Linked DNA regions of Homo sapiens: region 2 is linked to region 1. Evidence: read pairs that join two places in POLR2A ChIA-PET (ENCODE). Cell type or tissue: Caco-2. All regions are shown on one strand. Links, peaks and the distances in the headings refer to the core of each region. The heading gives the core; the rest is flanking DNA.

What was found. Peaks named below come from ENCODE experiments on the same cell type or tissue, not always from the same donor. Only the 100,000 strongest peaks of a DNase experiment are listed, where the experiment ranks them.
Region 2: POLR2A ChIA-PET joins it to region 1 with 16 read pairs; 2 of 35 experiments call an interaction of 5 or more read pairs at or near these places.

What each region holds. Positions count from the first base shown.
Region 1 is chr2:157,506,711-157,515,142 of GRCh38, forward strand. No RefSeq gene overlaps it. Among named protein-coding and RNA genes, the nearest start is that of CYTIP, 67 kb to the left of the region's middle. RefSeq lists an enhancer at 8,093-8,432. In Caco-2, for the core only: no CTCF peak of the experiment used is centred there; no DNase peak of the experiment used is centred there.
Region 2 is chr2:157,562,132-157,570,563 of GRCh38, forward strand. All of the region lies in intron 2 of ACVR1C (activin A receptor type 1C), which reads right to left. Among named protein-coding and RNA genes, the nearest start is that of ACVR1C, 63 kb to the right of the region's middle. In Caco-2, for the core only: no CTCF peak of the experiment used is centred there; a DNase peak (open chromatin) is centred at 4,703; H3K4me3 peaks cover 412 bases.

The DNA of each region.
Region 1 (8,432 bases), core at 2,917-5,416:
TTTCCTGACAGCACCCTGGATTTGATCTCTGCTCAGAAGCCACATCTTAATTTTAGCATCATTTGCCATCTGGAGAGGCTGGGAATGAGAAACAGTTTTCTTTTCCAACCTAGCAAGTCCTGGAGACTTTATATATAACAGTGCTTTCTTTAGCTCATCTCTCTTCCTTGCATTTTACTACAGGCAGCTAGGAAGCAGACAGAAGGCAAAGCACTTTCAACCCTCTTTCTGCAAAACTCTTTAGCTAGAATATAGGTATATTTCCTATTTTCCATTTTACTGCAGGAGACATTATTGCTAAGCTTTCTGCCACTACATGAGTCCCCTTTCCTCCAGCTTCCAAAAACATTTTCCTCTCTTTTCTTCAAGTTCTCACCAACAGCCTTTTCAAGGTCACCAGGCTTCCTCTGATAGCTTCCTTGATCTCTTTTAAGTTTTCAGTAACACTCCCCTAAAGACATTTCCCATTTCCACCTGCCTCTGACCCTAAAGCTATTGCCACATGTATTAGGTTTAGTTTTAGCTACGCTTCAATTCCTGGAACCAAATGTGATCCAGCTATCTACTGCTGCCAATAAAATCACCCTAAAACTTAATGAATTGAAAGCATGACACTTATTTTGCTCAGAAACCTGCAATTTGAGGAGTATTCTGTGTGGATTGCTCATCTCTGCTCAACTCAGCCTTAGCAGGGGCACTTCAAAAACTGAAGGCTAAATTCACATTTTGTCTCTGCTCCATGATATTTGAGACCTCAGTGGGTAGACTTAATATCTGTGGATAACTTGTAGGCTATGACCTGAAATCCTCTGAAGGCTTGTTCACACTCATGTCTAATGGTCGATACTGGATGTTGGCTGAGATCTTACTGGGGCTGTTGGCCAGAACACCTACATATAAAGTCTATGTGTCCTGGGCTTCCAAACAACATGGGTGGCAGGTTTCCAAGAACGTGAGAGAAGTAGTGAGCCAGGAAGAAGTACTGCCTTTTATGAATTAGCCTCAGTAGTCATGTATATGGACATAGAGTGTGGAATAATAGACACTGGAGACTCAGAAGGGTGGGAGGGTAAAGGCAGGGGTGAGGGATAAGAAATAACTAAATGGGTACAATGTACATTATTTGGGTGACGGTTACACTAACAGCCCAGACTTCACCACTAAACAATAAATCCATGTAACAAAACTGCACTTGTACCCCTTAGATTTATATATTTTAAAGTCATGTATGGCACTTCTGAAGCATTCTTTTTATTGAGACAGTAACACAGGACCCATAAGTTCAGGTGGTAGTATTTTAGAAGAGCACGTGAGACTAAAAATATTGTTTCTGCCATTTTTGGATAAAACAATCCATGTCAAAAAAGGTTAAATGAAATAATGTACATTAAGAAAGAGATGCTCAACTGGGCACGGTTGCAGATCCCTTGATCCTAGGAGTTTGAGTCCAGCCTGTGTGACACAGCAAGACTCACCTGAGACTAGCCTGTGTGACATAGCAAGACTCACCTCGTTAAAAAAAAAAAAAAAAAAAAAAAGATACTTACCACATGTCAGTTCCCTGCCTCAAGTAAAATATACATTCCTCTTCCACCTTAATCCAAAGTATTGCCTTAACATGAAGTATATGGATGGTCTTTAAAGACATCTTAGATTGAAGGTAAAATCTCATGAGTGTAAATGTATGTATACTTTTTTTCAATGTTGATCAAACCCATCAAGTTCTTAAAATATCAGTGACCAGGAAAAAATAGATATTTCTATGGTCTGTATCATTGAGAAGAGTATTTTTAAAATATATTTTAGGAAAGTGACCTATTTTCTGTAATGCTGAAGGTCAACTTTACAGATGTTTCCTTCAGAAAAATTAGCAGGTGAAAAAAAGTCACATCAATACAAAAAAGGTTAAATTAAAATTTTTTTTCTAATCCAATAGATACAAATTGCATATACTTAAGCAAACACACATTCTCTCTTTGTTCCATCTTGCCCTTAAATAAGCTCTCTCAACTGAAACAGAAATCAGTTTGCAGTAATGCAGCATTCCTATTTCATTAGAGTGGGCATGAAAGAAGCTACATTATGATGGAACTAAAAGCCACTGGTGATTGCGTCGATCTGCCCCTAAGAGTGGTTCTTTCTCAAATTTCAATATACAAGCTCTGCTTTCATGAAGCCTCAAAAGAGCCTGAATGTAGCTTTATGCTACATTTATATGAGTCATAATTCAGAGGTGACCGAGCCATGTGAAGGAGGAAGTAATGAAGCAAAACTCTTCCTCTTCTAAACCAGCCCTAAGCACTACTGTCCTCATTATCTACTGCTTCTTGAGTAACCAAGACTGGAAAATGGAAGAATACACAAAACTGGAAAGAAAAAGAAGAAAAAGTGGGAGTAAGAAAAGGAGGCACAGTGTCACATTGGGGGCATATCAAGCATCTGCCCCTCCAGCCCCTAACATGCCAGAGGGAGGGAAAATGTAACTATCAGAAAGAAAATAGAAATGTTGAAAGTATATATAACTACCTACATTCATTCTGAATAAAAATCTATGATAATCTGTAAAAACTGCAAATTTCCTAGATAACTAACCTTAAACATACAAGGAACATAGGCACTATAAAAAATATTATATTCCAACCATTCCTACAGTGAGATTGATCATTGCAGGGGTAATTGTGTAGACGTATGAACGGCTTACAAGTAGTCCATCCCTGAAAAGTTGTTATCATTCAGCACCTTGAACTATATGTTGAGGGGTTCCCTCAATATGAATAAATGATTGTGAAACTCTTTTAATCTCTCTCCCTCTCATGCTCTTTCTCTGTCTGTCTCTGTCATATGAACACATTTTAATAAATTGGTCATGTCCAAAATTTTATTTTAGGCATTTATTACTCTGTTGCACTTGACTTGATTCAGTCTCAAAAGACCTAGTCCATAGAATAAATAAGCTTTTAAATCAGTAATTGAATAAACAAAATATAACACATTAAAAATCTTACAAATTAAAACAGGGACTTCTGCTTCCATCCATGACAGGCTATCTGGTACTAAAATTGCCCTCCTGCCATAAACAGCTAAAAATCAGGAGAAAAAAAAGATATATACATATGAATGAAACATATATATATGTATAACATATGTGTGAAATATATGTGTGAAATACGTGTGAAATATATATATATAACTATATATATACACATATAAAATAAAACTCAGGCATTTAACAACAGGTGGCAGCATAGGATTATAATCCCTAAAATAAGGGAAACACCGAGCCCCACTATTGCCCAGGGTCTTTCTTTTCCTAGAGGCACTTCTTGAAAGATTGTGAGGAGAAAGGCTGAACCAAGCTAAGCTATCACATGGCAGTCTTGCTAAGTGAAGGAGACAGATATTGAAGTTTGACAAGTCTAAGATAACTGGTATTTGCAGAACCAGAGGGAGCTTCACAAGGAAGCAACTTTGAAACTCTGCAGTGAGGTACCCTTGAGTCTTTTTCTAAATGCTACGTAGTACCTACTTAGGAGAACCTTCATGAAACAAAGCAAAGAACAATTTTTGAGAAGCAGTAAAAAGAACAATCCCCAGAGTTCACACAGAGTTTGGGAGATGTCTGTGTACTGACCAAGAAGAATGTAGAGAATTTACTGAAACCTGGGGCATTCAGTTGAAATCCAGGAGGATTACACCTTTGTAGTAAGATTAAACTAGTCCTAGCGTTAAAGCTACTCTAGACCTTCCCTTACAAAACTTAAAAACAACACTTAAAAGGAGCAAACTATTCTTCAGTGCTCTTAGATGCCTTCCAAATCAAACTTCAACTCTCCTGAAAGGATGGCAATAAGATCCAGATACTCAATAATGTAACCTTTACAATGTCCAGTGTCTAATAATAAATTACTGGGTATGCAAAGAGAAAAAATATAATTCATAAATGAAAGGGCAGTTTTAAAAAAACAGACTCAGAGAAAGACAAAGATTTGAAAATAGCTATTATAAATATGGTCAAGCACTAAAGCAAATATAGAAATAGTAAACAAATGGAAGCTATATAAAAGAGACAAGTGATACTTCTAGGGCTAAGAAATACAGTATCCAAAATGAAAACTTCACTGGAAGGGTATATTAGGAGATTTTAAAATGCAAAATAAAGGAGTAATAAACTTTAATAAATAAGCAATAGAAATGAATCAAATTGAAGTACAGAGAAAAAAAGAAGCTGCAGAAAAATGAGAACCTCAGTTACCTATGGAACAATATCAAGTTGTCTGATATACATGTATTTGAAGCACCCTAGAATAGAGGAAATAGTGCATGGAATAGAAAAACAACTCTGAAGACATAGTGGTGCACAGAAATTTTGCAGATTTAATGAAAACCATAAACACACAAATCCAAGAAGTTCAGTGGAACAAAAGTAGGATAAAAACAAACAAAAAGCACACCTAAGCCCATTATAATAACATTTCTGAAAACCCATCTTAAGATGGTTTTTCAGAAAAAAAAAAAATCTTAAGATGGCAAAAAAAAAAAAAGTTACAATACAAACAGAGAAAGAGAATTACTCCTGACCTTGTCAGAAACAATGCAAATTAGAAGATAAAACAATGTATTTAATGTGCTGACAAAAATAAGCCAGAAAATCCCCAAAACTGCTTAGAATTCTATGTCCACTGAAAATATCCTTCAAAAATGAAGGTATTTTTAAACTAAAAAAAGCTGAGAGAATTTCATGCTCTATAAGGAATATTAAAAATAATCTTCTGACTGAAAAAAGTAATATCAGTCCAAACTCAGATCTATACAAAGAAGTTACAAGCATCAGCTATAGTAAATATGAGAAAAAAATGTTCATATTAAAAATATTTTCAATGTAATTTATTTAAAATGGACTGTTTAAAGCAAAAAATTACATCGCTACATTGTGAAATTTAAATAGATACAGAAATAAAATGTATGACAACCAAAATAAAAAGGACAGGAGGGAGAAAACTAAAAATACTTTGTAAGATTGTTATTATATGTAATGTGGCATAACAGTTTTTGAAGGTAGATTATGATAAGTTAAAAATGTATATTGTAAATCATAAAACACACCCTAAAAAAAAGCAAAATCACTAATAAGTCATAGAGAAAATAAATTGGAATATTAAAAATAATGAACTAATCAAAAACAAGAAAAAGTAAAAAAAAAAGGAGATGAGCAAAGTGGAAAAAATAGTAAGGTAATAAAATTAAAATTAATTATGTTGATAATTATGTTAACTATAAATGGTCTGTACACTCCAATTTTTTTTTATTTTTCTTTAAGTTTCAGGGATACATGTGCAGAATGTGCAGGTTTGTTACATAGGTATACATGTGCCATGGTGGTTTGCTGTACCTATCAACCCATCATCTAGGTTTTAAGTCCCGCATGCATTAGCTATTTGTCCTGATGCTCTCCCTGCCCTCGCCCCGCAAGCCATGACAGGCGCCGGTGTGTGTCGTTCCCCTCCCTGTGTCCATGTGTTCTCATTGTTCAACTCTTGCTTCTGAATGAGAACATGCGGTGTGTGGTTTTCTGTTCCTTGCACACGCTAATTTTTAAAAGTGAAAAGTTGTCAGACTAGAGAAAAATGTAAGACCCAACTGTACACGATCTACAAGAAATCTACTATAAATATAAGACCCATATATATTAAAGTATGGAAAAATATATACCATGCAAATACTAATCATAACAAAGCTTCAGTGGCTATATTAATATCAGATAAAGTAGCTTCAGATCAAGGAATATTATCCAACATAAAATGGGATAGTTCATAATAATAAGGGAATTCATTCATCAACAAGGCATAATAATCTAGGTGTGCATACATACGCACCTAAAAACAGTTTCAAAATACCAGAAATAAAAACTGATAAAGTGCAAGAAGAAATCAGCAAATCTATAATTATAGTTGGGAATATCAACACCTTTCTTTCAATAATTGGTAGAATAATTAGAAATCAGGATAAAAATATTTGAACAACGCTGTCAAACAACTTGACTTTATATTTACAGAATACTATACACAAAACTACAAATACATATTCTTTTTGAGTGCTCACAGAACACACACCAACACAAGCCATATTCTGGACCATAGAACAACTCAATAAATTGAAAAGGATAGAAACCATTCAGATTCTGAACAACTCAGGACAAAACTATCAGTAAGTAAGAGAACTAGTTTTCGACTCAGAAGATTGACTCTAGTAGCCAGGTCCACTATAACATGCTATCAGGCAAAGGAAAAACACTGCCAACTTCTGAGAAGGTGTCCCTTTTTTTTCCAGGGGCTTATTAGTCAAAATATATATGCAGCAGAATCCATACATGCAGAAATTACTCGTGCCTTTTTGACAAGTAGAAGGCTAATTTTTCTATTTTTAGTAGAGACTGGAATTCACCATGTTAACCAGGCTGGTCTCAAACCTCTGACCTCAAGTGATCCGCCTGCCTCAGCCTCCCAAAGTGCTGGGATTATAGGCGTGAGCCACCACGCCCGGCCACAAGATTTTTAAAGTTTACAAAGAATATATGGCATCTCTATTTTTCTGGGGACTAAAACTTTAATGCTTCACTGATTGAACTTAGACTTTGAGCTAAAATAATCCTCAAGCATAAATTCATTAAATTAAACATATATTTACCAATTGCTTTGTATGTCTAAGCCACAGTTCCCAGTATTGTGGATAAACGAAAGTTGTTAAGGTGAAGCCTAAGCCCTGGGGGAACTGATCTTGTAACATCAATTGTATTTCCAAACATTACCACAGTGGAAAAATTGAAAAATGAAAATTTTAAAAACACCTTTAACAATATTATCTTAAAAGCAGGCAATACTCAGGGAGAAATTAAACAAAATAAGTGCAATACAAATAGATGGGGAGAAAACCTTCAAAATATTGTTTAAATAAATTAAAGAAGATATAAACAAATGGAGAAATATAAAATGTTTATGGATTGGAAGACTCAATATTTTTTAAGGAAATCATTCTCTCCAAATTGATCTATGACATCAATGCAATCCCAATAAAAATCTCTCAGGGTTTTTTTTTTGTGTGTCAAAAATGACAATCTGGTTCCAAAATTTATATGGAAGTTAACAGACTTAGGATAGCACAAAACAATTTCAAAATAGAACAACAAAGTTGGAGGACTTATACTGCATCATTTCAAGACTTACTATAAAGTGAGGATAATCCAGTGTGCAACTGACACAGCAAAGACATACAGATAAAAGAAACAGATAGGAAATATAGAAACAAACACATGACAAATCGAACTTTGATAAAAGTGCCAATATATTTAAATATGAATTTTTTTTCAACAACAGATACCGGAGCAATGAGACATCCATATGGATGTGACCTCTGTCTCACACCATATACAAAACTTAAATCAAAATGTATCAGGGATAAAAAGTTAAAGCTAAAACTGTAAAACTTCTAGAAAAAAACATGGGCTAGGATTCTTCATATTTTTGAAGTAGACAAAGATTTTTGGATAGAGCACAAAACAAAACAAAACCACAAAGAAAAAAATTAATAAATTGGTCTTCATCAAATTTTAAAATTTCTGCTGGGGAGTGAGGGATAAAAGACTACAAATTGGGGTACAATGTATACTGCTTGGGTGATGGATGCACCAAAATCTCACAAATCACCACTAAAGAACTTACTCATGTAACCAAATACCACCTGCTCTGCAAAAACCTATGGAAATAAAAAGATAATAAAATAAAAATAAATAAAATAACATTTCTGCTCTTACTAAAAGGCAAATTACCAACTGCAAGAAAATATTTGCAATGCATGTACTTAACAAGAGTACATACTGTATAATTCCATTCATATTAAATTGATTTTTCATATCAATCTTATATCTTGTGGCCTCACTGAATTAAAGTATTAATTCTAGTAGCTTTTTATTAGATTCATTAGGATTTTTTAATATACACAATTATGTCACCTGACCTCATTTACTTCTTATTTTTCAATCTCTATTTCTTTTTTTTTTCTTTTTTAGAAACAGGATCTCACTCTGTTGCCTAGGCTAGAGTGCAGTGATGTGATTATAGCTCACTGTGGCCTTGAACTCATGGGCTCAAGTGAGCCTCCCACCTCAGCCTCCCAAGTAGCTGGGACTACAGGTGCATGCCACCATGCCTGGCTATTTTGTCAACATTGTTTATAGAGACAGGGTCTCACTATAGTGCCCAAGTTGGTCTCTAACTCCTGACCTCAAGTGATCCTCATGCGTTGGCCTCCCAAAGTTCTGGGATTACAGGCATGAGCCATCACACCCAGCCCCAATCTGCATTTCTTTTCTTTCTTTCTCTTACCTTATTTCACAAATTAGATCTCCAACACAAAGTTGCATAGAAGTGGTGAAAATT
Region 2 (8,432 bases), core at 3,640-6,139, 56 kb after region 1:
GAAAAATACAAAAAATTAGCCGGGCATGGTGGCGCGTGCCTCTAGTCAAGCTACTTGGGAGGCTGAGGTAGAAGAATCGCTTGAACCCAGTAGGTAGAGGTGGCAGTGAGCTGAAATCGCGCCACTGCACTGCAGCCTAATGACAGAGCAAGACACCGTCTCAAAAAAAAAAAAATATATATATATATAAAATATATACATATATTATATGGAAAACTTTAAGATTGGGTGAGGAGGCCCAAGACTAAACCAGGAAGAAGCTGAATCCCTGAATAGACCAATAACAAGTTGTGAAATTGAGGCAGTAATACACAGCCTACCAACCAAAAAAATAAAATAAAATAAAATAAAATAAAATAAAATAAAATAAAATAAAATAAAATAAAATAAAAAAGCCCAGGACCAGACGTACAGAGAGGAGCTGGTACCATTCCTTCTGAAACTATTCCAAACAATTGAAAAGGAGGGACTCCTCCCTAACTCATTTTATGAGGGCAGCATCATCCTGATACCAAAACCTGGCAGAGACACAACAAAAAAAGAAAACTTCAGGCCAATATCCCTGATGAACATCAATGCAAAAATCCTCAATAAAATACTGCTAAGCAAACCGGTAGCACATCAAAAAGTTTAACCATCACGATCAAGTCGGCTTCATCCCTGGGATGCAAGGCTGGTTCAACATACGCAAATCAATAAATGTAATCCATCACATAAACAAAACCAATGACAAAAACCACATGATTATCTCAATAGAAGCAGAAAAGGCCTTCTATAACATCCAACATCCCTTGATATTAAAAACCCTCAATAAAGTAGGTATACATGGAACATATGTTAAAATAATAATAGCTATTTATGACAACCCCACAGCCAATATCATACTGAATGGGCAAAAGCTGAAAGCATTCCCTTTGAAAACCAGCACAAAACAAGGATGCTCTCTCTCACCAGTCTTATTGAACATAGTATTGGAAGTTCTGGCCAGGGCAATCAGGCAACAGAAGGAAATAAAGCGTATTCAAATAGGAAGAGAGGAAGTCAAATTGTCTGTTTGCAGATAACATAATTCTATATTTAGAAAACCCCATCACCTCAGCCCAAAAACTCTTTAAGCTAATAAACAACCTCAGCAAAGTCTCAGGATACAAAATCAATGTGCAAAAATCACAAGCATTCTTACATGCCAACAATAGACAAGCAGAGAGCCAAATTAAGAATACACTCCTATTCACAATTGCTACAGAGAGAATAAAATACCTAGGAATACAGCTAACAAGGAATGTGAAGGACCCTGAAGGAGAACTACAAACCACTGCTCAAGAAAATAAGAGAGGACACAAACGAATGTAAAAACATTTCATGCTCATGGATAGGAAGAATCAATATCGTGAAAATGGCCATGCTGCCTAAATTAATCTACAGATTCAATGCTATTCCCATCAAACTACCATTGACATTCTTCACAGAATTAGAAAAAACTACTTTAAATTTCATATGGAACCAAAAAAGAGCCTGTATAGCCAAGACAATCCTAAGTGAAAAGAACAAAGCTGGAGACATCATGCTACCTGACTTCAAACTATACTGCAAGGCTACAGTAACCAAAACAGCATGGTACTGGTACCAAAACAGACATATAGACCAATGGAACAGAACAGAGACATCAGAAATAACACTACACATCTACAACCATCTGATCTTTGACAAACCTGACAAAAACAAGCAATGGGGAAAAGATTCCCTATTTAATAATGGTACTGGGAGAACTGGCTAGCCATATGCAGAAAACTAAAACTGGATCCCTTCCTTACACATTATACAAAAATTAACTCAAGATGGATTAAAGGCTTAAATGTAAAACCAAAAACCATAAAAACCCTAGAGGAAAACCTAAGCAATACCATTCAGGACATAGGCATGGGCAAAGATTTCGTGATGAAAATGCCAACAGCAATTGCCACAAAAGCCAAAATTGACAAATAGGATCTAATTAAACTAAGAGCTTCTGCACAGCAAAAGAAACTATCATCAGAGTGAACAGGTAACCTACAGAACGGAAGAAAATTTTTGCAATCTACCCATTAGACAAAGGTCCAGTATCCAGAATCTACAAGGAACTTAAACAAGTTTACAAGAAAAAAATCCCATCAAAAAGTAGGCAAAGGATATGAACAGACACTTCTCAGAAGATGACATTTATGCAGGCAACAAGCATATGAAAAAGGCTCAACATCATTAATCATTAGGGAAATGTAAATCAAAACCACAATGAGATACCATCTCATGCCAGTCAGAATGGTGATTATGAAGTCAAGAAACAATAGATGCTGGCGAGACTGTGGAGAAATCGGAACACTTTTACACTATTGGTAGGAATGTAAATTAGCTCAACCACTGTAGAAGACGGTGTGGCAATTCCTCAAGGATCTAGAACCAGGAATACCATTTGACCCAGGCATCCCATTACTGGGTATATACCCAAAGGAATATAAACCATTCTACTCTAAAGACACATGCACACATATGTTTAATACAGCACTATTTACAATAGCAAAGACATGGCACCAACCCCAATGCCCATCAATGATAGACTGGATAAAGAAAATGTTGTACATCTACACCATGGGATACTATGCAGCCATAAGAAGGAATGAGATCATGTCCTTTGCAGGGACATGGATAAAGCTGGAGGCCATCATCCTCAGCAAACTAATACAGCAACAGAAAATCAAACACCACATATTCTCACTTATTAAGTGGGAGTTGAACAATGAGAACACATGGACACTGGGAGGGGAACACACACACACCGGGACCTGTCAGGGGGTGGAGGGTAATGGGAGGGAGAGCATTAGGACAAATAGCCAATGCATGCGGGGCTTAAAACCTAGATAATGGGTTGATAGGTGCAGCAAAGCACCATGGCACACGTATACCTATGTAACAAACCTGCCCGTTCTGTACATGTATCCCAGAATTTAAAGTAAAATTCTTTTAAAAATAAAAAAAAAGAGTGGGGGAGGAGGGAAATAAGAAAAAGATTATCACGAGATATTCCATTCATGATGAATCAGTCCAACATAAAAGAATACATAACTGCACTTTGATAGGAATTTGAAGTAGAATGGGCTAAGGAGCTAAGTCACAAACATCAACTTTTTTTGTCTAGTCCTCCCGTGTGAATCTGCACTTACTGGTTGCAGGCAGACACCCCCTCCACTCTCCCATCCTTGACTCCCTTCCCTTACAATGGTCACTTCTTCGTAGTGACCATTGTAAATTTCACCAAGAATCATCCAATTACAAGTTAATTCGCTTAGATCCCTCCAACATGCTCCATTTGCCATGCAGCAAATGGCCTCCCTTTTGCAAACAGCAAACATAATTATGTCAGAGGGGTTATCTGGGATCAATATGAACCTTATATACTGAATAAGGACAGAAGATTTTCTAATCCAGAGATCAAATCAAGCCATGATAGAGGCAGAAATAACATGACAATTATTTCTCCCTTTTAACTGAATCAAACGAGCTATTGATGGGCCATTCCACTGTTTGATGCTCAGTCTATAAACGGCTATTTGCATAAACGATCTTCATCTGGCCAGGTTTCATAATTTTATAGCTGACAGGGAGTGCCACACACAAAAATATTTCCTGGACATGTTCTCCTTGTGTTGCTGGTTTTCTGGGAGTAGATGATGAACATCAAGAGGCTGCAAATCTTCTTTTATCCATTAGCATTGGAATTTAAGAAGAATAACATTTTTACGCTTTAAAGAAACAAGAATCTTGGATTAAGGAATATAATCGCTGTCATAAAAAGTATAAAGAACTTTCACTCAAGCAGAGGTAAGCTTAATAAAATGTAAGCAGAATATAAATAAGTTCCATAATCAGTTTTCTTAATTTCAGGACACATACCTAGCAGAAATGATAGTCTCTTAATCTCTGTTATCAAAACACATATTCTCAAATAATGCATGTCTGTAAATAACTTAGATAGTAATTATTCAAGAAATATTTTAGAGTTCTTTTTTTCTTAAATCAACCCTTTACATAAAAAAAGAAAGTCTTTGGAAGCAGCACCCATATCTCAATCTCTCTGTTTCCCCAGCACATAGTACAGAGCTATATTCACAGAAGACACTTAAAATACTGATGACAAGGGCAAGTTATACTTCTCTGTCCTAAAGTCTATGCTAGCTAGTGGGAATGTGGAGCCAAGATGGCCGAATAGGAACAGCTCCGGTCTATAGCTCCCAGCGTGAGCGACGCAGAAGACGGGTGATTTCTGCATTTCCATCTGAGGTACCGGGTTCATCTCACTACGGAGTGCCAGACAGTGGGCGCAGGCCAGTGTGTGTGCCCACCGTGCGCGAGCCGAAGCAGGGCGAGGCATTGCCTCACCTGGGAAGCACAAGGGGTCAGGGAGTTCCCTTTCTGAGTCAAAGAAAGGGGTGATGGACGCACCTGGAAAATCGGGTCACTCCCACCCGAATATTGCGCTTTTCAGACCGGCTTAAGAAACGGCGCACCACGAGACTATATCCCACACCTGGCTCAGAGGGTCCTACGCCCAGGGAGTCTCGCTGATTGCTAGCACAGCAGTCTGAGATCAAACTGCAAGGCGGCAACGAGGCTGGGGGAGGGGCGCCCGCCATTGCCCAGGCTTGCTTAGGTAAACAAAGCAGCCGGGAAGGGAAGCTCGAACTGGGTGGAGCCCACCACAGCTCAAGGAGGCCTGCCTGCCTCTGTAGGCTCCACCTCTGGGGGCAGGGCACAGACAAACAAAAAGACAGCAGTAACCTCTGCAGACTTAAGTGTCCCTGTCTGACAGCTTTGAAGAGAGCAGTGGTTCTCCCAGCACGCAGCTGGAGATCTGAGAACGGGCAGACTGCCTCCTCAAGTGGGTCCCTGACCCCTGACCCCCGAGCAGCCTAACTGGGAGGCACCCCCCAGCAGGGGCACACTGACACCTCACACGGCAGGGTATTCCAACAGACCTGCAGCTGAGGGTCCTGTCTGTTAGAAGGAAAACTAACAACCAGAAAGGACATCTACACCGAAAACCCATCTGTACATCACCATCATCAAAGACCAAAAGTAGATAAAACCACAAAGTTGGGGAAAAAACAGAACAGAAAAACTGGAAACTCTAAAACACCGAGCACCTCTCCTCCTCCAAAGGAACGCAGTTCCTCACCAGCAACAGAACAAAGCTGGATGGAGAATGATTTTGACGAGCTGAGAGAAGAAGGCTTCAGATGATCAAATTACTCTGAGCTATGGGAGGACATTCAAACCAAAGGCAAAGAAGTTGAAAACTTTGAAAAAAATTTAGAAGAATGTATAACTAGAATAACCAATACAGAGAAGTGCTTAAAGGAGCTGATGGAGCTGAAAACCAAGGCTCGAGAACTACGTGAAGAATGCAGAAGCCTCAGGAGCCGATGCGATCAACTGGAAGAAAGGGTATCAGCAATGGAAGATGAAATGAATGAAATGAAGCGAGAAGGGAAGTTTAGAGAAAAAAGAATAAAAAGAAATGAGCAAAGCCTCCAAGAAATATGGGACTATGTGAAAAGACCAAATCTACGTCTGATTGGTGTACCTGAAAGTGATGTGGAGAATGGAACCAAGTTGGAAAACACTCTGCAGGATATTATCCAGGAGAACTTCCCCAATCTAGCAAGGCAGGCCAACGTTCAGATTCAGGAAATACAGAGAACGCCACAAAGATACTCCTCGAGAAGAGCAACTCCAAGACACATAATTGTCAGATTCACCAAAGTTGAAATGAAGGAAAAAATGTTAAGGGCAGCCAGAGAGAAAGGTCGGGTTACCCTCAAAGGAAAGCCCATCAGACTAACAGCGGATCTCTCGGCAGAAACCCTACAAGCCAGAAGAGAGTGGGGGCCAATATTCAACATTCTTAAAGAATTTTCAACCCAGAATTTCATATCCAGCCAAACTAAGCTTCATAAGTGAAGGAGAAATAAAATACTTTATAGACAAGCAAATGCTGAGAGATTTTGTCACCACCAGGCCTGCCCTAAAAGAGCTCCTGAAGGAAGCGCTAAACATGGAAAGGAACAACCGGTACCAGCCGCTGCAAAATCATGCCAAAATGTAAAGACCATTGAGACTAGGAAGAAACTGCATCAACTAATGAGCAAAATCACCAGCTAACATCATAATGACAGGATCAAATTCACACATAACAATATTAACTTTAAATATAAATGGACTAAATTCTGCAATTAAAAGACACAGACTGGCAAGTTGGATAAAGAGTCAAGACCCATCAGTGTGCTGTATTCAGGAAACCCATCTCACATGCAGAGACACACATAGGCTCAAAATAAAAGGATGGAGGAAGATCTACCAAGCCAATGGAAAACAAAAAAAGGCAGGGGTTGCAATCCTAGTCTCTGATAAAACAGACTTTAAACCAACAAAGATCAAAAGAGACAAAGAAGGCCATTACATAATGGTAAAGGGATCAATTCCACAAGAGGAGCTAACTATCCTAAATATTTATGCACCCAATACAGGAGCACCCAGATTCATAAAGCAAGTCCTCAGTGACCTACAAAGAGACTTAGACTCCCACACATTAATAATGGGAGACTTTAACACCCCACTGTCAACATTAGACAGATCAACGAGACAGAAAGTCAACAAGGATACCCAGGAATTGAACTCAGCTCTGCACCAAGCAGACCTAATAGACATCTACAGAACTCTCCACCCCAAATCAACAGAATATACATTTTTTTCAGCACCACACCACATCTATTCCAAAATTGACCACATAGTTGGAAGTAAAGCTCTCCTCAGCAAATGTAAAAGAACAGAAATTATAACAAACTATCTCTCAGACCACAGTGCAATCAAACTAGAACTCAGGATTAAGAATCTCACTCAAAGCCGCTCAACTACATGGAAACTGAACAACCTGCTCCTGAATGACTACTGGGTACATAACGAAATGAAGGCAGAAATAAAGATGTTCTTTGAAACCAACGAGAACAAAGACACAACATACCAGAATCTCTGGGACGCATTCAAAGCAGTGTGTAGAGGGAAATTTATAGCACTAAATGCCTACAAGAGAAAGCAGGAAAGATCCAAAATTGACACCCTAACATCACAATTAAAAGAACTAGAAAAGCAAGAGCAAACACATTGAAAAGCTAGCAGAAGGCAAGAAATAACTAAAATCAGAGCAGAACTGAAGGAAATAGAGACACAAAAAACCCTTCAAAAAATCAATGAATCCAGGAGCTGGTTTTTTGAAAGGATCAACAAAATTGATAGACCGCTAGCAAGACTAATAAAGAAAAAAAGAGAGAAGAATCAAATAGACACAATAGAAAATGATAAAGGGGATATCACCACCGATCCCACAGAAATACAAACTACCATCAGAGAATACTACAAACACCTCTACGCAAATAAACTAGAAAATCTAGAAGAAATGGATACATTCCTCGACACATACACTCTCCCAAGACTAAACCAGGAAGAAGTTGAATCTCTGAATAGACCAATAACAGGCTCTGAAATTGTGGCAATAATCAATAGTTTACCAACCAAAAAGAGTCCAGGACCAGATGGATTCACAGCCGAATTCCACCAGAGGTACAAGGAGGAACTGGTACCATTCCTTCTGAAACTATTCCAATCAATAGAAAAAGAGGGAATCCTCCCTAACTCATTTTATGAGGCCAGCATCATTCTGATACCAAAGCCGGGCAGAGACACAACCAAAAAAGAGAATTTTAGACCAATATCCTTGATGAACATTGATGCAAAAATCCTCAATAAAATACTGGCAAACCGAATCCAGCAGCACATCAAAAAGCTTATCCACCATGATCAAGTGGGCTTCATCCCTGGGATGCAAGGCTGGTTCAATATACGCAAATCAATAAATGTAATCCAGCATATAAACAGAGCCAAAGACAAAAACCACATGATTATCTCAATAGATGCAGAAAAAGCCTTTGACAAAATTCAACAACCCTTCATGCTAAAAACTCTCAATAAATTAGGTATTGATGGGACGTATTTCAAAATAATAAGAGCTATCTATGACAAACCCACAGCCAATATCATACTGAATGGGCAAAAACTGGAAGCATTCCCTTTGAAAACTGGCACAAGACAGGGATGCCCTCTCTCACCGCTCCTATTCAACATAGTGTTGGAAGTTCTGGCCAGGGCAATCAGGCAGGAGAAGGAAATAAAGGGTATTCAATTAGGAAAAGAGGAAGTCAAATTGTCCCCGTTTGCAGACGACATGATTGTATATCTAGAAAACCCCATCGTCTCAGCCCAAAATCTCCTTAAGCTGATAAGCAACTTCAGCAAAGTCTCAGGATACAAAATCAATGTACAAAAATCACAAGCATTCTTATACA